Linked DNA regions of Homo sapiens: region 2 is linked to region 1. A link is a loop called in an ENCODE intact Hi-C map of the cell type or tissue named here. Cell type or tissue: mammary epithelial cell. All regions are shown on one strand. Each heading gives the region's core, and the rest is flanking DNA. Links, peaks and the distances in the headings are about the cores only.

Region 1 (11,770 bases), core at 3,535-11,534:
AGCATTGCCTTTACCAGAATAGCATATATTTGGAAACACAGTATGTAGCCCCTTCAGAAAGAAGTGTGTAACTTCTTTCACACAGCAATATGCCTTTATGTTTCCTACATGTCTTTCAAGGCTTGATGGCTTATTTCTTTTTATTACTATATAATATTCCACCGTATGATAAACAAGTTTGTTCTTCCATTGACTCTTAAAAGCACCTCTTGGTTGCTTCCAGCTTTTGGCACTTATGAATAAAGCTGCTATAAATATTTATGTGCAGGTTTATGTAGATATACATTTTCAATTCAGTCTGGCATATACCTATTTACATGATTGATGAATGTAATGGTAAGATTTATTTTCAGCTTTGTAAGAAATTACCAACTGTATTCAAAAGTAGCCATATCATTTTACATCATTACACCAGCAGTGGTTGAGAGTTCCTATTGTTCCACATCTCCACCAGCATTTGGTGTTGTCAGGGTTTTAGATATTATCTATTGTAATATGTGTGTAGTGATATCTCACTTGTTTTAATTTGCAATTCCCTAGTGACATATGATCTTTAGCATATTTCCATGTGCATATTTGGCATCTGTATATCTTTTTGTGGTGAGGTGTTTTTTTAATATCCTTATCTATTGTTTTCACTGGGTTGCTTTCTTATTGTGGAATTTTAAGCACTCTTCCTATATTTTGGATACAACTCCCTTATCATATTGCCTTAACACTAAAATGAGATAAAAGCATTGCAAGAATGAAAAACTAGGATAACATTTACACATTCTTCTCAAATGCACATGGAATGTTAACCACAATTGACTATATATTAGGCCTTAAGACAAGTCTCAATGAAGTTAAAAAGTGAAATAATACGAAGTATACTCTTCAACCACAATTGTATGAAATTAGAAATCATTAATAGTTGGAAATTTTGGGACTTAATAAATATGTGAAAAGTAAAACATACTATAAATCCCACTAAAAAATACATGCTGCTTTGACCATGTGTCAAAGAAGAATTCAAAAGGGAAATTAGCAAATACTTGGAAATAAATGAAACTGAAAAATAACTATTCATCAACTATTCACCAAAACATGTGGAATTCACCAAAACAGCGCTGATAGAAAATTTTGGGCCTTAAATGGCTATCTTTACAATGAAGGGAGATCCGCTAGGCACGGTGGCTCACACCTGTAATACTAGCACTTTGGGCAGCTGAAGCAGGCTGATAACTCGAGGTCAGGAGTTAGAAACCAGTCTGGCCAACATGGTGAAACGCTGTCTCTACTAAAAATACAAAAGAATTAGCTGGGCATGGTGGCAGGTGCCTGTAATCCCAGCTACTTGGGAGGCCGAGGCAGGAGAATTGCTTGAACCCAGGAGGCAGGGTTGCAGTGAGCCAAGATTGTGCCACTGCACTCCAGCCTGGGTGACAGAGTGAGACTCTGTCTCAAAAAATAAAGGGAGATATCAAATTAATAATCTAACCGTCCACCTAATGATATTAAAAAGAAGCAAAATAAAGATAAAGCAATCCGAACAAAGGAAATCATAAAGATTTAATCATAAATTAATAAATGAATAACAGAAAAACAATAGAGAAAAATCAACAAGGCCAAAACGTAGTTCTTTGTAAAGATCAACAAACTTGACAAAACTTTAGCTCGGCAAACAAAGAAAGAAGAAAACTCTTATTACTAAAGCCAGAAACAGAATATATTACTCGTGACTTTAGATATAAAACAAAAAGACTGTAAGGAATATGGAAACAATTTTAGGTCAACAAAACAGATTCCTAGATGAAACAGATACACATCTTGAAAGACACAAATAACTGAAACTAACTCAAGAAAATTAGATATATAAATAGATTTTTGACAAATAAGAAGATTGAATTAGTAATCAAAAACCTTCTCAGAAAGAAAAGCCTAGGTGCAGATAGCCTCATTATTGAATTATCTCAGACATTATAAAAAGCATTAACACCAATCGCTAAGACTCTTCAGTAAAATAGCAGAAGAAGGAACACCACAAAAATCTGACTATGAGGCCAGTGTTACCCTAATAACAAAAGCATACAAAGACATTAGCAACAACAAAAACTAAAACCAATATTTTTGTAAATATATACATAACAAACAAACATAAAACACAAAAAATCAATGAAATATTACCAAATCAAATTCAGCAATGTATACAATGTGTAAAAGAATCAGATAACGTGACTAAGTGAGATGTGGAGTATGGAATTCAAGGAGGCACAACCTGAGAAGATCAATTAATGTAATATTATAACAATGTAATATACAATAATAAAATAAAGGGAAAACAATAATCTCAATTGATGCAGAAAAAAAGCATTTCAGAAAATTCAAGAATCTTTTATGATAAAAACACTAAAGCTAAAGAAACTAGAAATAGAAGGGAACTTCTTAAACCTGGCAAAGAACATTTCTGAAACATTTACAGCTAACATCGTATTTAATGGTGAAAGCCTGAAAGATTTCTCACTAAAATCGAAACAAGACATCTATATTCACTCTTGCTCCTCCTATTCAACGTTGCAGTGAAAGCTCTAGCCAGGGAAATTAGGTAACGACAACAAAAAAGGCATTTGATTAGACAGAAAAAAGTAAGTCTATATTTACAGATGATATCTTGTATATATTAATTTCTAAGGAACCCATCAGGAAAAAAAATTGAGATAATAAATACATTAAATAAGATTGAGAGATATAAGGTGAATATACCAAAATCAACTGTATTTCTCACACTAGCAATAAACAATCCAAAAATGAAATTCAGAAAATAGATCCATTTATAACAGCATCAAAAGCAGGAAAATTCTTGTGTATAAACTGAGCAATAGAAATGCAAGATTTGTACACTGAAGGCTATACAACATTATTGAAAGAAATTAATTACTTAAATAAATGGAAAGAAATATTGTCGTTGTAAACTGAAAGACTTATTAGTGTTAAGATGGCAATATACCCCATATTTTTCCACAGAGTCACAAACCATATCAAAACCCCAGCTTCCTTTTCTGCTGAAATTGACAAGCTGTTCTTAAAATTCATGCAGAATTGCTGGGGCCACTGTAAAGGCAAAAAAATTTTTTTCTTTCTTTGCTTTTTTTTTTTTTTTTTGTGGTGGTGTCTCACAAAAAGAGACAGTGGCACGATCTTGGCTCACTGCAACTTCTACCTCCCGGGTTCAAGCGATTCTCCTGCTTTAGCCTGTCGAGTAGCTGGGATTACAGGCAACAGCCACCATGCCCAACTAATTTTTTATTTTTAGTAGAGATGTAGTTTCACCTTGTTGGCCAGGCTGGTCTCGAACTCCTGACTTCAAGTGATCCACTTGCCTCAGCCTCCCAAAGTGCTGGGATTACAGGCACGAGCCACCATGCCTCGTAAAACAATCTTGAAAAAGAACAAAGTTGAAGGCGTCATACATCCTGATTTTAAACCTTAATACAAATCTACCATAAACAAAAGTTTGTGTTGTTGTCATATGGATAGGCATATAAATCAACAGAATGCAGTTGATATTTCATAAATACACCCTTATATTTATCATCACTTGACTTTAACTATGATGGGAAAACTATTCAAGGGGAAGTACAGACTTCTCAGTAAAAGGTACTGTGCCAACTAATAGTCACATGCAAAATAATCAATCTAGACCCATACTTCACAACATTCGTTAAGAGAAAAAAATCTCAAAACAAATTAAAGACATAAAGGTAAGATATAAATCTATAAAATTTGTATAAGAAAAAATAGGTCTAAGTATTTGTGACCTTAATTAGGCAACGATTTCGTGGATATAAAACCAAAAGCAGAGCAACAAAAAAATACATAAATTGGACTTAATAAAATTTGTCCTTTAAAGTATACTATCAAGAAAGCAAAATGTTAACCCATAGAGTGAAAAAAATTCCAATCACATATCTGATAAAGGACTTTTATTAAGAATGTATAAATACTTCTACTCCTCAATAATAAAATGATAAATATTTCAATCAGAATACACAAAGGGTTTGAATGAACATTACTCTAAAGAAGAGATATTAATAGAAATAGCCAATAAGCATATGAAAAGATGTTCAGTATCATTAGTCATAAGGACATTGAAAGTTAAAGTCACAAGGTACCACTATATACCTGGATGGTTCTAATTTTAAAAAGTCAGAAGATAATAAATATTTGCAGAAGATATGGAAAAATCAGGGCTCTCAAACATCCTTATAGAAACGTCAAATGGTACAGCCACTTTAGAACACAGTTTGTTCCTCAAGAATTTATACTTAGAGTTGCCATACAAAGTGACAATCCTACTCCTATGTATACACCAAAGATAACTGAAAATATACATCAGTATAAAAATATGCATGATATTCATAACATCATTATTGATAATAACCAAAAAGTGGAAACTATTAAAATGTCTCTCAATTGATGAATGTATTGTATAAAGACACGTAGTATATCTAGACAATGGGAAATTATCTAGCCATAAAAAGGAATCAGGTACTAATACATGCTACAAAGTAGGTGAACCTTGAAAAAAAAATGCTAAGTAAAACAAGTCACACAAAAAAGACCACATATTATATGTTTCTTCTTATATGAAATGTCCAGAGTAGACAAATCCATAAAGATACAAGTATACTAGTTTTTGACTGGGGCTTAAGGGAGGAGGGGACAATGAGTGATCATTAATTAGTTTGGGGTTTTATTTGAGTGATAAAAAATATTCTGAAATCAGATATTGGTGATGGTTACACAATTTTGTGAATATACTAAAAACCACTGAATTTGTACACTTTAAAAGAATGAATGTTATTGAATGTTATAGTACGTGAATTGTCTCCCAATTAACACATATATGCATACACACTCACACAGTTCCATTGAAATATGGCTACACACCTATTAAAATGACTAACATTTTTAAAATATAAAAATGGACAATAAATATGACAGCAAAGAAGAAGAACAATGGAAATATTCATTTGTTGCTAGTTGGAAAATAACAAGATACGGCCATTCTTTAAATGCAGATTGGTGTTTCTTTTAAATCTAAATACAATCCCACTCCTAGGTATTTTCTCAAAAGAAATAAAAACTATGTTCATACAGAAAACTGTAAACAAATATTTATATAATCTTTATTCATAATCACCCCAGTTTGAAAGCAATCAAAATGCTGTTCAATTGGTGAATTGATAATCAAACAGTAATACAGCTATTTAATATTACTCAGCAATAAAAAAATGTGTTACTGACACCCACCACAATGCAGATAAATCTAAATGCAGTATGCTAAGGGAAAGAAATCAGACTCAAAAAACTGCTCTGTGATATTATTGAAATGATATTCTGGAATAGATCAGTGGGGATATGGTTTGACTAAAAGGACAAAAGATTTAAGGGGACATTGGAATTAGTCTATATCTTGACCTTGGTGATATTTAGACAAAAGTGTTTTTAACAACTCATAGAACTGACAAGGAGTTTGCATTTTACTGTATATAAAATATTGGTTAAGGTTTCAGTCGCTTCCAAGATGGCCGAATAGGAACAGCTCCGGTCTGCAGCTCCCAGCGAGATTGATGCAGAAGACAGGTGATTTCTGCATTTCCAACTAAGGTACCTAGCTCATCTCACTGGGACTGGTTGGACAGTGGATGCAGCCCACGGAGGGTAAGCCGAAGCAGGACGTGGTGTCGCCTCACCTGGGAAGCACAAGGAGTTGGGGGATTTCCCTTTCCTAGCCAAGGGAAGCCGTGACAAACTGTACCTGGAGAAACGATACACTCTCACCCAAATACTGTGCTTTTCGACTGTCTTAGCAACTAGCAGACCAGGATATTCCCTCCCGTGCCTGGCTTGGTGGGTCCCACACCCACAAAGCCTTGCTCACTGCTAGTGCAGCAGTCTGAGATTGACCTGCAATGCTGCAGCCTGGCTGGGGGAGGGGCGTCTGCCAATGCTGAAGCTTGAATAAGTAAACAAAGAGGCTGGGAAGCTCAAACTGGGTGGAGCCCACAGCAACTCAGCAAGGCCTACTGCCTCTATAGACTCCACCTCTGTGAGCAGGGCATAGCTGAACACAAGGCAGAAGACAACTTCTGCAGACTTAAACATCCCTGTCTGACAGCTCTGAAGACAGCAGTGTTTCTCTCAGCACAGTTTTTGAGCTCTGAGAATGGACAGACTGACTCCTCAACTGGGTCCCTGACACACGTGTAGCCTGACTGGGAGACACCTCCCAGTAGAGGTCAACAGACACCTCATACAGATGGGTTCCCCACTGGGACAAAACTTGCAGAAGAAGGACCAGGTAGCAATATTTACTGTTCTGCAATATTGGCTGTTTTGTAGCCTTCTCTGGTGATAGCCAGGCAAATAGGTTCTGGAGTGGACCTCCAGCACACTCCAACAGACTTGCAGCTGAGGGGCCTGACTGTTAGAAGGAAAACTAACAAACAAAAAGGAATAGCATCAACATCAACAAAAAGGACATCCACACCAAAACCCCATCTGTAAGTCACCAGCATCAAAGACCGATGTGGGCAGGAAGCCACCTAGGTGCCAAGGCAAGAGACTAAATTCACAAGCTGTTCCAGTATAATAAAGAGACTGAAGGCACAAGCTGTTCCAGTATAATAAAGTGACTGAAGGCACAAGCTGTTCCAGTATAATAAAGAAAATACTTAAGAATAGTTATATTAGACATAGAATATAGAGATGATTATATATGAATATTATCAATCATTAATTTGTAGCATTACTCTTTATTCCAATGTTATAATAATCTCTGTTCTACAATTATAACCTAGGAAAATCCAGGCCATACACAGATAGGAGCTGAAGGGACATGGTGAGAAGTGACCAGAAAAGAGCGTAAGCCCTCTGTCATGCCTGGACAGGGCCACTAGAGGTCTCCTTGGTCTAGCAGTAACGCCAGTGCCTGGGAAGGCACCCTTTACTTGGCAGACCTCGGTCTAGCAGTAGCACCAGTGTCTGGGAAGGTACCGGTTACTTAGCAGACCAGGAAAGGGAATCTCCCTTTCCCCAGGGGGAGTTAGAGAAGACTCTGCTCCATCACCTCTTGTGGAAGGCCTGATATCAGTCAAGCCCACCTGCAGCCATCCAGAGACCTAAACGTCTCCCTGTGATGCTGTGCTTCAGCGGTCACACTCCTTGTCCACTTTCATGTTCCGCCCTGTACACCTGGCTCTACCTTCTAGATAGTAGTAGCAGAATTAGCAAAAGCATTAAAGTCTTTGATCTCTCCAAGAAATGAATAGAAGAAATAATGACATAAGCTGTCCCCTCTCTCTCTCTGCCTCAGCTACCAAACAGGGAAGGGACTCTGTCTGGTGGACACGTGACTCGTGTGACCTTACCTATCATTGGAGATGACTCACAATCCTTACCCTGCCCCCTTGTCTTGTATCCAATAAATAACAACACAGCCAGGCATTCAGGGCTACTACTGGTCTCCGCATCTTGGTGGTAGTGGTCCCCCAGGCCCAGCTATCTTTTCTTCTATTTCTTTGTCTTGTGTCTTTATTTCTATGATCTCTCGTTGCCGCACATGAGGAGAAAAACCCACAGGCCCTGTAGGGCTGGTCCCTACAGATCAAAGGTAGATAAAAACACAAAGATAGGGAAAAATCAGAGCAGAAAAGCTGAAAATTCTAAAAGCCAGAGCACCTCTTCTCCTCCAAAGGATCGCAGCTGCTCGCCAGCAATGGAACAAAGCTGGACGGAGAACGACTTTGATGAGCTGACAGAAATAGGCTTCAGAAGGTCAGTACTAACAAACTTCTCTGAGCTAAAACAGCATGTTCTAACCCATCATGAGGAAGCTAAAAACCTTAAAAAAAGGTTAGACAAATGGCTAAAACTAGAATAAACAGTGTAGAGAAGACCTTAAATGACCTGATGGAGCTGAAAACCACAGCACAAGAACTTTGTGATGCATGGAAAGCTTCAATAGCCAATTCGATCAAGTGGAAGAAAGGGTATCAGTAATTGAAGATAAAATTAATGAAATAAAGTGAGAAGACAAGATTAGAGAAAAAAGAGTAAACAGAAATGACCAAAGCCTCCAGGAAATATGAGACTATGTGAAAAGATCAAATCTACGTCTGATTGGTGTATCTGAAAGTGATAGGGAGAATGGAACCAAGTTAGAAAACACCCTTCAGGATATTATCCAGGAGAACTTCCCCAACTTAGCAAGGCAAGCCAACATTCAAATTCAGGAAATACAGAAAACACCACAAAGATACTCCTTGAGAAGAACAACTCCAGGACACATAATTGTCAGATTCACCAAGGTTGAAATGAAGGAAAAAATGTTAAGGGCAGCCAGAGAGAAAGGTTGAGTTACCCACACAGGGAAGCCCATCAGACTAACAGTGGATCTCTTGGCAGAAACCCTACAAGCCAGAAGAGAGTGGGGGCCAATATTCAACATTCTTAAAAAAAAGAATTTTCAACACAGAATTGCATATCCGGCCAAACTAAGCTTCATAAGTGAAAGAGAAATAAAATCCTTTACAGACAAGCAAATGCTGAGAGATTTTGTCACCGTGAAGCCTGCTTTACAAGAGCTCCTGAAGGAAGCACTAAACATGCAAAGGAACAACCAGTACCAGCTAGTACAAAAACATGCCAAATTGTAAAGACCATTGATGCTAGGAAGAAACTGCATCAATTAACGGGCAAAATAACCAGCTATCATCATAATGAAAGGATCAAAATCACACATAACAATATTAACCTTAAATGTAAATGGGCTAAATGCCTCAATTAAAAGACACAGACTGGCAAATTGGATAAAGAGTCAAGACCCATCAGTGTGCTGTATTCAGGAGACACATCTCACGTGCAGAGACACACATAGGCTCAAAATAAAGGTATGGAGGAAGATCTACCAAGCAAATGGAAAGCAAAGAAAAGCAGGGTTTGCAATCCTAGTCTCTGATAAAACAGGCTTTAAACCAACAAAGATCAAAAGAGACAAAGAAGGTCGTTACATAATGGTAAAGGGACTGATTCAACCAGAAGAGCTAACTATCCTAAATATATATGCCCAATATAGGAGCACCCAGATTCATAAAGCAAGTCCTTAGAGATCTACAAAGAGACTTAGACTCCCACACAATAATTATGGGAGACTTTAACACCCCACTGTCAATATTATAGAGATCAAAGAGACAGAAAGTTAACAAGGATATCCAGGACTTGAACTCAGCTCTGGACCAAGTGTACCTAATAGACATCTGCAGCACTCTCCACCCCAAATCAACAGAATATACATTCTTCTCAGCACCACATCACACTTATTCTAAAATTGCCCACCTAATTGGAAGTAAAACACTCCTCAGCAAATGTAAAAGAACAGAAATCACAACAAACTGTCTCTCAGATCACAGTGGAATCAAATTAGAACTCAGGATTAAGAAGCTCACTCAAAACCACCCAAGTACATGGAAACAGAACAATCTGCTCCTGAATGAATATTGGGTAAATAATGAAATTAAGGCAGATATAAAGATGTTCTCTGAAACCAATGAGAACAAAGACACAATGTACCAGAGTCTCTGGGACGCACTTAGAGCAGTGTGTAGAGGGAAATTTATAGCACTAAATGCCCACAAGAGAAAGCAAGAAAAATCTAAAATTGACACTCTAACATCACAATTAAAAGAACTAGAGAAGCAAGAGCAAATAAATTCAAAAACTAGCAGAAGGCAAGAAATAACTAAGATGAGAGCAGAACTGAAGGAGATAGAGACACAAAAAATCCTTCAAAAAAATCAATGAATCCAAGAGCTGGTTTTGTGAAAAGATGAACAAAATAGATAGACTGCCAGCAAGACTAATAAAGAAGAAAAGAGAGAAGAATCAAATAGATGTAATAAAAATGATAAAGGGGATATCACCACCAATCCCACAAAAATACAAACTACCATCAGAGAATATTATAAACACCTCTACGCAAATAAACTAGAAAATCTAGAAGAAATGGATAAATTCCTGGACACATACACTCTCCCAAGACTAAACCAGGAAGAAGTTGAATCTCTGAATAGACCAATAACAGGCTCTGACATTGCGTCAATAATTAACGGCCTACCAACCAAAAAAAGTCCAGGATCAGAGGGATTCACAGCCGAATTCTACCAGTGGTACAAAGAGGAGCTGGTACCATTCCTTCTGAAATGATTCCAATCAATAGAAAGAGAGTGAATCCTCTGCAACTCATTTAATGATCCCAGCTTCATCCTGATACCAAAGCCTAGCAGAGACACACACAAAAAAAGAGAATTTTAGACCAATATCCCTGATGAACATCTATGTGATAATCCTCAGTAAAATACTGGCAAACCGAATCCAGCAACACATCAAAAAGCTTATCCACCACGATCAAGTTGGCTTCATCCCTGGGATGGCAGGCTGGTTTAACATACGCAAATCAATAAATGTAATCCATCACATAAAGAGAACCAATGACAAAAACAACATGATTATCTCAATAGACGCAGAAAAGGCCTTTGATAAAATTCAACAGCCTGTCATGCAAAAAAACTCTCAGTAAACTAGGTATTGATGGAACATATCTAAAAATAGTAAGAGCTATTTATGACAGACCCACAGCCAATATCATACTGAATGGGCAAAAACTGGAAGCATTCCCTTTGAAAACTGGCACAAGACAAGGATGCCCTCTCTCACCATTCCTATTCAACATAGTATTGGAAGTTCTGGCCAGGGCCATCAGTCAAGAGAAAGAAATAAAATGTACTCAGTTAGGAAAAGAGGAAGTCAAATTGTCCTTGTTTGCAGATGACATGATTGTATGTTTAGAAAACCCTGTTGTCTCAGACCATAATGTCCTTAAGCTGATAAGCAACTTCAGCAAAGTCTCAGTATACAAAATCAACGTGCAAAAATCACATGCATTCCTATACACCAATAACAGACAAACAGAGAGCCAAATCATGAGTGAACTCCCGTTCACAATTACTACAAAGAGAATAAAATACCTAGGAATCCAACTTACAAGGGCTGTGAAGGACTTCTTCAAGGAGAAATACAAACCACTGCTCAACGAAATAAAAAAGGACACAAACAAATGGAAGAACATTCCATGTTCATGCATAGGAAGAATCAATATCATGAAAATGGCCATAGTGCCCAAGGTAATTTATGGATTCAATGCCATCCCCATCAAGCTACCAAGGACTTTCTTCACAGAATTGGAAAAAACTACTCTAAAGTTCATATGGAAGAAAAAAGGAGCCAAAACAATCCTAAGCATAAAGAACAAAGCTGGAGGCATCATGCTACCTGACTTCAAACTATACTACAAGGCTACAGTAACCAAAATAGCATGGTACTGGTACCAAAACAGATATATAAACCAACGGAACAGAACAGAGACCTCAGAAATAACATCACACATCTACAACCATCTGATTTTGACAAACCTGACAAAAACAAGAAATGGGGAAAGGATTCCCTATTTAATAAATGGTGCTGGGAAAACTGGCTAGCCATATGTAGAAAGCTGAAACTGGATCCCTTCCTTCTCAAAATGGATTAAAGACTTAAGTGTAATACCTAAAACCATAAAAACCCTAGAAGAAAACATAGGAAATACCATTCAGGACATAGGCATGGGCAAAGACTTCATGACTAAAACACAAAAAGCAATGGCAAGAAAAGCCAAAATAGACACATGGGCTCT
Region 2 (11,629 bases), core at 1-8,000, 1.2 Mb after region 1:
ACAGTAGGCAATATAAAAAGAATTAGACCTGAATGTCTGGAAACCAAAGTTTTAGCTGTGGCTGTACTACTAGGTAATAGGGGCCTCAGACAAGTTAAAATAAGATAATATTAAGATTACAGTTGTTCCCAAATCTGACTATAAAAGTACTGGAGAAATTTTCCGGTGACATTGTTTTTGACATAAATTCCCAGTAGTTCCGAGGTGGTACTAGAAAAAAGCTTTTAAAAGTTGGTTATCTGCAAGATTAGGGGTCTCAAATCCTCAGTTGTATTTGCAAGTTATTTTTACGGGTCATTCCAGATTATTTTTTATCATTCTTTTCTTTGGTGAGCTATTGGTATGAATAAAATTACTTAGAAAATAAGTGGTGCATTAACACCAAAAAATGAATAAAGCCCCTCTCTAATGATGAATTAACCACTCCAATGTGAAAAGGTCTATGTATTTTCTAAGTAAAATGGTGTTTACAATCTACAGTCTGGTTGTGGTAGGCAGAATTCTAAGATTTCCAGTCCCTGGTGTATACAAACACCTTCTCTCATTCAATCAAACACTAATCTAGGTGCTAGTGTGAAAGCATTTTATAGATGTAATTAAGCTCCCAAATCAGTTGACCTTAAAGTAGAAAGATTACAATCGCAGAGAGTCTGGCCTAATCACACGAGCCCTAAAAAGGAAACAGGTTCTTCCTGATAAAAGAGATTCAAAGCATCAGAGGACTCCACGTCAGGGAGATTATCTGATGCTGGCTTTGAATATAGAGGGGGCCACAGGGCAAAGAATGCAGGTGGCCTCTAGGAGTGGAAAGCAGCCCCTAGATGACTGTCAGCAAGGAAATGTGGACCTCAGTACTACAACCACAAGAAATTAAATCTTGCCACAACCACATGAGCTCCAGACAAGAAGACAGCTAAAAAAAATCTTGATTTTAGCTTTCTGGGACCTTCAGCTAAGCCATGGTCAGACTTCTGACCTATAGCAGTGTGGGATAATAAAATGGCTGTTTCTTCAAGCAGTAAAGTTTGTGGAAATTTGTTGTACAACATTACAAACCTAACACACTAATATAAAGGGTTCTGTATTTGAATTTTGGAATTTAGGAAAGCTGAGTTCCTGGATCCATTACTGTAATTGATTAGATAGCCTAAAACAAGGCAATGGCTTTCCTTAATGCCTTCCCTTAGCCTGTAGAATCCCATAACAAAGCAGCTTAATATTACACAAAGTAATATATTCAGAATTTAAATACGTCCTTAAAACAAATGTAGAAATAAAATATTCACTTTGCTTTGCTTTTCTTACATTGTGAAGAATCCCTCCTATCTGTCATAAAAATGACTTGATTTTAATTAGGAGTCTAACAAAAAAAGTAACTATGATATTCCAAAAAAAACTCAGTCATCAGTTCTGGCAAACATTCTGTTAATAAATGATGTTATTAGTATTTTATGTATTTAATTTTAATGATTCTGAAATAATTATCGATATTATAATTTATTATTTAAGTCTACTATTCTATAAGTAAATCTAGGTTAATCTGGCAGAAACCACTGCTCTGAACTCAGTGGAAAAAAAGGAGAGAGAGAAATCTATTCAGTTTACCTTGAAAAATTCTCTGAGCAATCTCTTTAAAGCACACGTACAAAAATTAGAATTTAGAATTTAACAATTCAGAATTTCAGCGATTTTCATTTAGAATTTCAGCAATTTACATTCTTTTAATAATTGCTTCAGTGATGATGTTATTAAAATAAAGTACCTGCATTTGCCATGATGAAGTATCAACACAAGTCATTTGTTTTACAAAAGGTATTGGCTGCCATCTCTTGGACTGTGTGAGCATTGTGCTTCAAAAAGAATAAACAAACCCTCAGCCTTTGAAAAAATTTCTTCACAAAAGAAATCAAAAAAAGGTGTGAATAGTTGAGCAGCAAACAAATATTAATTGTATGTATTTGATTATTTCACTTAGAAACATGACTTACATATGTGGTTAATTTTTCTTGGATGTGTTTTTAAAAGGTGTATTCAAACAGGAGGCAAATAAATGTATACATTATCCTAATTTTAGATTTTATGTTTTTATTTAAAACATTATTTGCACAGTTTCACTTAATGATTTTTCCATCTTATTCTATAGTTATGGCTACAACACTAGTCACTTCTCTCTTTAATATATGAGTTAAGATGCCAAGTCTGATTCCTTTCTTCTGAACCTAATTGACAGTACAAATCCTTCAGAGATAAATAATTATGGTTTCTCACTAGAATCAAGTTTATTTTCATCTTACAGATATCATGTGGTTGAAACTAATAGGACAAAGAGAACGCTTAATTATTGATATAAAACTAAACTACACTCATTTTACGGAAGTTAGTGATAAAAACTCACATTTCAATCTTCTCTCCATTCATGATTGATTCTGTATGGCATCTGTACATACTTTTTAAAATTCTATAAATTAATGATTTTCTAAAAGAAGAAAGTATTTGAGAAGACTCAGTCTCTAAATATATATTTAATTTTACCTATAAGATACCTAACGTGAAAGACTATAAAAGTAAAAACCAAAAAAATTAAAAACAAAGGCAGTTTTTCTGTCATATAAAAGGAAATTGTATCACAACCTACAAATAACCAAATGTAAATTAAATAAGTCTGTTTTTATAGTAATAACTGTGAATAAATGCAAACATCATACTCCCATCAGAGCTCACTATGTATGTGAGAAGTAGAAACCTCCCTTGGCAATTAGTAGATTGCAGTAATAGTGTGCAGTTTTGTAATAGAACATTTTGTTACTTTTTAAAACTTTGGGTTTCTATTTTTAATATGTTCTATTAAACAATTTGAGATAGTAAAAAGAAAACCATTTAATTGCTTCTGAGGTTGTGAAAACTCCTTGGGTATTTGAAATGATCTAACTTTAAAATAATTATTATTATGTTGTTAAGAATTGAGTGTTCATGTAATTCACAATTATTTGCCTTCTCACCAGGCAGATCATCTAGGATGAAATTACAGAAAAATTAAGGAATGGTGTGTCAGATATACAAGTAGTTTTGAATTCAAATTTGATTATTTAAGTAGTAAAATTCACATTGCTTAATTTCTTAATTATCTAGGCAAAAACTTCAAGTGAAATACCAAATATGTGGAAAGTAGAAAATATGTGAATACAAAGAGAATCCTAACTCTTGTCACCAAGAAAAGAACAGTGTTGATGTTGCTGGTTTAGAGCTGTAAAGTTGTGACACCTGGTGGATATTGTTGAAAAGGCACGTGATACAGCAAAAGAAACTATTGACAAAGTAAACAGACAACCTACAGAGTAGGAGAAAATATTTGCAAACTATGCATCTGACAAATCTATAAGTAACTTAAAACAAATTTAGAAGAGAAAAATAACCCCTTAAATAGTGGGCAAAGGACATGAACAGACACTTCTCAAAAGAAGACATACATGCAGCCAATGAGCACATGAAGAAAAGCTCAACATCACTGGTCATTAGAGAAATACAAATCAAAACCACAATGAGATACCATCTCATACCGGTCAGATGGCTATTATTAAAAAGTCAAAAAATAACAGATGCTGGCAAGGTTGTGGAGAAAAGGGAACATTTATACACTGTTGGTGGGAGTGTAAATTAATTCAACCATTGTGGAAAACAGTATGGCAATTCCTTAAGAGCTAAAAGGAGAACTACCATTCCACCCAGCAATCCCATTACTGGGTATATACCAGAGGAATATAAATCATTCTATCATAAAGACACACGCTCATTAATGTTCACTGCAGCACTATTCACAATAGCAAAGACATGCAATCAACCTAAATGCCCATCAATCACAGATTGGATAAAGAAAATATGGTATATACACACCTTGGAATACTATGCAGCCATAAAAAAGAATGAGATAATGTCTTTTGTGGGAAAATAGATGGAGCTGGAGGCTATTATCCTTAGCAAACTAATGCAGAAACAGAAAACCAAATACTGCATGTTCTCACTTATAAGTGGGAGCTAAATGATAAGGACTTATGAACACAAAGAAAGAAACAACAGACACTGGGATCTACTTGATGGGAGAGGGTGTAAGAAGGGGAAGGAGCAGAAAAGATAACTACTGGGTACTGGTTTAATACCCGAGTGATGAAGTAATATGCACAACAAACCCCTGTGACACATGTTTACCTATGTAACAAACCTTCACTTGTATCCCAAAACCTAAAATAAAAGTTAAAAAAAGAGAAAAGGCATGTGATAGCCATGTGCAGTTAAATTCAGCAGCCAAGAGCCCCCTGTGGCCATTGAGCACTTGAGGTGCAGCCAGCCAAAATGGAGATGTGGTATTCAAAGACCTTGTATTAAAAATATATATATATAATATCTAATAATGTTTTATATTGGTTACATGTTGAGATGATAATATTCTGGCTATATTTATTAAATAAAATATATTAAAATTGATTTCACCTGTTGCTCTCTTACTTTTTCTTATTTGGCTACTAAAAATTTTAAAGTTATATATGTGGTTCACATTTGTGGTTTATATTTCTATTGGATAGTGCTGTGATAAAATCTAAGGCTTAAATACTATTAAGGTATAAAATTTCTCAGCGTCTTTGTTAGAATAGGAAAAAATGTATGTAATGTATGATTAACATATGGTAGACAACATTTTAACATGGCTTCCACTGGTCCACATCCTTTTATACCTCCCCACTGGGGTAGGCAGTTTCTGTGAATAGAATGGGATATCATTCCCTTCAATCAGGGTATATTGTATGGCAAAGATAAAGGGATTTCTGCAGATGTAATTAAGGTTTCTAATTAGTTGACTTTGAGTTAATCAAAAGGGAGATTATGCTGGATGGCCTGGCCTAATCAGATGATTTCTTAAAAGACACTCAAAGCAGCAGCAGACACTCACCTATTGGCCTATAAGAAGCAAACTGCCATGTTGTAGGGAAAGCCACGGCCTCCCAAAATGCTGGTGGTAGTACAGGTTTGAGCCGTCTAACCCAGCTGGTTTCTTCTCTTGACCAGGGATTGCAAAGATGCACACCTAGGCTTCCCTCAATTGCGTATTGTAATTATAGGGTGTTACACATCTCATTTTTGTTATACCTGCCTGTGTCTGCTGATATTAGGTCAATTGATCTGTTTTCTCATATCCTTGCATTTTGGATTCTTATTTTTGGAAGAGGCCTTTTTTCCCTTAAATTAGTTTTTACTATGTCAACACATTTCCAAAATACTATAAGACCTACTTTTCTTTAAATTAATTTCTTGTTACCCTAAAGCAGAGTTAGTTGTTCTTGGCACTATAGTTTCAGAACACTTTGCAGAGTTCTGTTACAGAATTTACCATGTTGTATAGTAACTACTTCATGTCTAGATCTACCATTAAATTAAGAATAGAGGCCACACCTTATTCAACATTGCATCCCTAATCTGTAGCAGGCAATAAAATAAAACAAAATAGAATATACTATCGACTTGAATTAAAACCTCAGTGAGCTTCATCAAAACATTTAAAACAAACCTGCATTATTTCCAGTAGTAAACTTCCTTCCCTCTGCAATAAGCTGATTATTTCATTGGTTGAACTAGATCTACAATGGGGTGGTGTGACAAATGGGAAATTGGGGAAGGGGAGGGAGGAGTGGGCGTGAGGTTACAATTGTTTTGTGTCGTCTTCCCCCTGCCCTCCACACCCTTATGCCTAATCAACTAACCACTATCATTATCTAAGGTTTCAGGGCCAGAACCTCTTAAACAAGTTGTTTAAGAAGTTGTCAAAAACATGACTTTCCTGCAGGTGAATTTGATATTTTAGATTACAGAAATTGAAAGTGAGAGTAGGTAAAAAGAAGAATATAGTTCTTAAGGGAAAGAAAAGATTAAAACTATGCTCCTATTTTCCACAGTGAAGGTCGTAAGTGTCCTTGAGGTATTTTGGTTAGCTTCACTTCTCATAACTGGTGATATTTATTTTGATAATTACAGTGTAGAAAGATTTTTTTAAAAGGGAACATTTTCTGACTCCTATATTTATCTGAGTTATTATCTTTCTATGAGATTAGCTATTGTTTGAGCCCGTCTCAGCCAAGTTTATTGGCAATTCCAGTCTATTTGCCAACAACTTAAGAAGCACTTATTTTAAACTAAAGTACACCCCAATCCTTAGATGAAATCCTGCCTCAGGTTCACAATGCCAAATCAATAGAATCATTCAAATCCAAGGTTAACTCTTATCTCGGAACCAAGCTCATTCCTATTGATTAAACTTTTATTTTTGTCTTATTATGAAGAACAGAAGGACCTTGGAAGCGGCTGCAGAAAGAAAGGTGCAATACACAATCCATTTATGTCCCTTTGTAACATCCATTGATTCATATAATTTTTGCTTTCAATTTTATTCCAAATATAATAGCATGTCTCCTTGTCTATAAGAATTATTTTTTCCTGATTGATGGAGTTTTTCAAATACCAACTATTATCAGTGTTTTTTTAAAAAAATGCTAGGGGAATAAGAGGAATGAGAATAAAACAGACATGTAGCACATGAAACAGTCACAGCAGATTTCTGTAAAATTAGAGAAAAAAAAGTTTGTGAATGCTTAAAGAATTAATCTGTTTTTCTGTATGGAGAGTCCTTAAATAGCTAAAAGTAGATCAATCATTCAATCTGGCAATCCCCCTATTGGGTATCTACCCAAAGGAAAAGTCATTATATGAAAAACACACTTGCACACATATGTTTATAGCAGCACAATTCACAATTGCAAAGATGTGGAACCAACCTAAATGTCCATTCACTAATGAGTGGATAAAGAAAATGTGGTATATATGCATGATGGAATACCACTCAGCCATTAAAAGGAACGAAATAATGTCTTTTGCAACAACTTGGATGGAGCTGTAGGCCATTATTCTAAGTGAAGTAACACAGGAGTGGAAAATCAAAAACCATATGCCTTCACTTATAAGTGGGATCTAAGCTATGAGTAAATAAAGGCATACAGAGTGATATAATGGACTTTAGAGACTCAGAAGTAGGAGGGTGGGAAGGGGGCTAGGGATAAAAAACCACACTTTAGGTATAATGTGCACTACTCTGATGATGGGTACACTAAAATCTCAGAATTCACCACCATATAGTTCATCCATGTAACAAAAAGCCAGTTGTACCCCAAAAGCTATTGAAATAAAAAAAAAAACACGCTGTATACCTTAAGTAAATACAATTTTGTTTTTGAAAAAATCTGTTTTTAAAAGAATTTTAGTTTACAAAACTTGGCACTAGCAAATGCTTGATGTTTTTATTCTCCCTATTTTTCCCTTGTAGACATTTTGATATCCTTTTTATTTTGTCTATGATGACAAAAGCAAATATACAGGTAACCATAATAATAAAAGATTTATAGAGCAAAACTAAAGTTTTTCAGAGAAGAAGAAATTCTGCCTCAAGACTGCAGTATCAACTGTTGCCTGAATTTCCATCCTTCTGCCCTGCCCTACAAATTTTCAGACTCATCAGCCTCCAAAAACACATGAACCAATTCAAAAATAAAGAAACTAATTAATTAATTTTATTTCCCTGGAGAACCCTCACGGATAAAATAGGTATGAATGGTATTTTCTCCTACAAACAGGTATGCAAGAAATATCAAATTTCTTTTATTTTATTTAAATCAAATTAATTCCAACTCCAAGTGTCCATCACACAGGCCAGCAGGAAATTCAACCTAGGTCCTAAGAGGTCACAAGCACCCTTTCATCTTTCACTATCATTTTCTCCTTTGATATCTCATTTTCCAAGGTCACTTAGTCCCTGCTATAATTTCAATAGTTGTACCCTCCAAAATTCATGTTGAAATTTAATCCACAATGTGGCAGTGTTGAGAGGTGGGTCCTTTAAGAGGTGAATGGGTCATGAGGGCTCTGCCTTCATAAATACATTAATATATTCATGAATCAATGGGTTAAAAGGTAAATGGATTACTAGGTTATCATGGGATTGGAACTTGTGGCCTTATAAGAAAAGGAAAAAAGACCTGAGCTACCATGTTAGCACATTCAGCCCCCTCACCCTGTGCCACTTTGAGACTCTGCAGAGAGCCCCCACCAGTAAGAAAACCCTCACCAGATGCAGCCCCTCAACCTTGGACTTCTCAGCCTCCACAACCATAAGAAATAAATTCCTTTTCTTTACAAATTATCCAGTTTCAAGTATTCTGTTATAAGCAACATAAAACAGAGTAATATAGTCAGTCCCTAAAGGAAGACAGCTCTGCTCATCCTATGTCAAACCTCAGTGCAGGAATATTTGTCAAAGCAGACAGTCCCGTTGCCCTGGGCCCAGGAGAAACACAAAGTAAAACCACTCAAATGTCTTGCCAGTTCCTGCGGTTACTGTCAGGGAATATAGTGTAGATCACCACTATTCTTGGGAGTCATAAACCTCTAGTCTCAGTTTTGGAGAATTAATCTTCCCTCACTCATTTCCATCAAAGGAATTCAGCTTTCTCCTCTATCCTGAATATTTTTCAGAAGCTCTCTCCATTAAACAAAATCCAAGAAGGCAAGCTATTGACAAGCAACATCTCCTTTCTATCAAGTAATAAAAATTCGTCTTGAGAAAGAACAAAGACAAAATTTTCTACCAGTAATGGAGTATAAACATTAGAGGAACAAAATTCAATGTATCAAAAAATGATCATATTCAGTGATATGTTAACCAACAAGTTCTGTGGGAAAGAGGAGGGAAAAAGAACTCTAATTTGTAGGATTTGCCTGCTTCCATGTTGTAAATGTTCCCATTGCAGTTGATTTCAAGCTAACCATGTGACATCACTGAACACAGAGTTGGAAAGAGATGTTCAGTAGCACATAATTATGTAATATACCTACTACATAGATACAATAGACATAACCTCAAGAGCATGGATATGCTGATATGTATTACCTTTGTTAACAATACAAATTATTTTCTTGTACATTTGAATAATTTTAGTTTTTTAATAATGGCTTTTTCATGGCTGGGGCACACAATTTCTGAAAATTTATCAATCCACTTTTATGAACCAATACTAGCTACAAAAAATGTCAAAAGTCAAATGGCAAGCTGCAGTACAACACTGATCTTAACCACACAATGAAAGACCACAAGCATGACTTTGATAAGAACACTGTTGCTGTGCTGTGAATGTCTGTATTCCTCATTCACATTGAATTCACACTGAATTCACAAAAATTCACCTTGAAACTTAAACCCCAAGTTGATGGTATTTAGAGGTTGGGCCTTTTGGGCAATGATTAAGTCATGAGGTCTCTGCCATCATGAATGGGATTAATGCCCTTATAAAAGAGACTTCACAGAGTTGCCTGGCCCTTCCATCTGTTTTGCAATGTGAGAACACAGCATTGTCTCTTCTGCCATGTGAGGACACAACAACAAGCAAAGAGCACCAGAGGCTGGTGCCTTGACCTTGGACTTCCCAGCCTCCAGAACTGTGAGAAATAAATTTCTGTTATAGTCTATTATTTATAAATTATCTGTCTGTGGTGTTTTGTTATAGCAGCAGGAATAGACTAAGACTACCTGTGTAATGAAAATTGGCTCAGCCTCTGCAAACAAGGGAAGTAGACCTAAAGTTTTTTTTCACCTCTTCAGGACAGACAGACAAATCTAGCCTGCTCAAATGAGAACAGCCACCCAGGCCATGAGATCAACTTGTTGCTTACTATTTATAACAGCTGCACTCAAACTTCTTGCTCTCATGACCATTTTGAACTCTTAAAAATATTGGGAAACCAAAGAGCTTCTGTTTATGAGAGTTAATCTCTCAATACTTGCCATATTAGAAATTAATTCTGAAATGTTTCATTAATATTTATTCATTTTTAAATAACAGTAGTAAACCTATTAAATAGGTTGACATGTTTAGTACATTTATATTTACATAAGAGCATATTTTATGAAAAATAACTATATTTTCCAGAAAAATAAAGTAATAAGAAAGGTAGCATTGTTACACAATTTTTCAAATCTCTTTAATGTCTCTCTTAATAGAAAACAGCTGGAAAATGGATTAAGATAGTCTAATAGTCCATGAGGATCTGAATATTTTCAACAACCACTTAAGTGAACTTAGAAGTGGATCTTCCCCTATTCAAGTCTTCAGATAAGATCACAGCCCTGGCAACCCCTTGATTGCAGCCGGAAAGCCAGAAGTCACAGTAAGCCAAGACCAGACTTCTTTTTTTCTTTTTTTTTTTTTTTTTTTGAGAGAGAGTCTTTCTGTGTCACCCAGGCTGGAGTGCAGTGGGGCAATCTCAGCTTACTGCAAGCTCCGCCTCCTAGATTCACACCATTCTCCTGCCTCAGCCTCCCAAGTAGCTGGGAATACAGGCACCCACCACCATGCCCGGCTACTTTTTTGTGTGTATTTTTAGTAGGGACAGGGTTTCACCATGTTAGCCAGGATGGTCTCCATCTCCTGACCTTGTGATCCACACACCTCGGCCTCCCAAAGTGCTGGGATTACAGGCATGAGCCACCACCTGTGGCCAAAGACCAGATTTCTGACAGACAAAAAGTAGAAGATGATAGATGTTTGTTGTTTTAAACCAATGAGTTTCGGGGAATTCATTACATTGCCATTGAGAACTAATACAAATGGAATAGTTGCTCAACACTCATTTATTTATTCAGTGAATGTATATGTTGAATGTGTGTGTACCAGTTACTTTAAGAGGAGAGGAGAAGCAGATGTGACTCTGACATGGGCCCTCTACCCTTAAGGAACCAGTCTGATGAGGGAGATAAATAGGAAAACAGATGGCATACAATATCTATAATGCAAATATAGGAACATAAGACTATAAAAAGGAAAATAACTAACTCTATTTGAGAAGGTTTCACTAACTACCATTTGGAATAGTTAATAAAGGTTGAGCACGTTTAAGACTCTGGCAAGTGGCACTGATTCAATAGGAGCTGCTACTTCAGGAATCAAACCAAGGAGTCTACATGTAATCATTTCTGAACCACCTACATGCAGTTATTAGATAAAGCCATGAGAGGAAATAAGATTTCTTCAAAAAAAAGCATATGGAGAAAACCCAAAACTTAAAGACTCATGCAGGTGAAATATGAGAAGACAATACTTGATTGATTTGATAATAAATATGATGTCACGCAGTGTTTGCCAGAGACGACTTTGAGGGGAAAAAAAAAAGGCAATTGAAAAAGCTTGCTGAAGGAGATCATTTTAAGAATTGTTTAAATTATGTATAGAAGATGTTTGCCCATACAAATAAGAAGGAAAATTACTCCCCATCCCCTATGGTAAAAATGGTGAATCACAGTTTTTACATAGTAAAAATGATGTTTTTAATATTAAGAAATTTAACATCTGAAATCAGCAAAATTGACTGTTATATCTTGTTAATATCTCAAGTTAATATCATATGCAAAAACTGGAGTTGTTTTTTTAAATAAACTTTATGGACAGAAAAATGTATAATTTTCTAAGTTAATTTAAAACTACAAAACAAAAATTTTTGCAGTTATAAGTTAATCACTTTTTAAGAAAACAATTTCACTAAG

Evidence for each region. Hi-C counts contacts between places; a loop is a spot of excess contacts. Peaks named below come from ENCODE experiments on the same cell type or tissue, not always from the same donor. Only the 100,000 strongest peaks of a DNase experiment are listed, where the experiment ranks them.
Region 2: a loop joins it to region 1, with 12 times the contacts of the local background. A loop is called at or near these places in 10 of 110 quality-filtered maps.

Annotation. Positions count from the first base shown.
Region 1 is chr2:185,284,291-185,296,060 of GRCh38, forward strand. No RefSeq gene overlaps it. Among named protein-coding and RNA genes, the nearest start is that of FSIP2, 450 kb to the right of the region's middle. In mammary epithelial cell, for the core only: a CTCF peak has its summit at 6,941 (motif pointing right); a DNase peak (open chromatin) is centred at 6,951.
Region 2 is chr2:186,457,391-186,469,019 of GRCh38, forward strand. All of the region lies in intron 1 of LOC105373785 (a long non-coding RNA gene), which reads right to left. Among named protein-coding and RNA genes, the nearest start is that of ZC3H15, 23 kb to the right of the region's middle. In mammary epithelial cell, for the core only: CTCF peaks have their summits at 1,826 (motif pointing left) and 3,265 (motif pointing left); no DNase peak of the experiment used is centred there.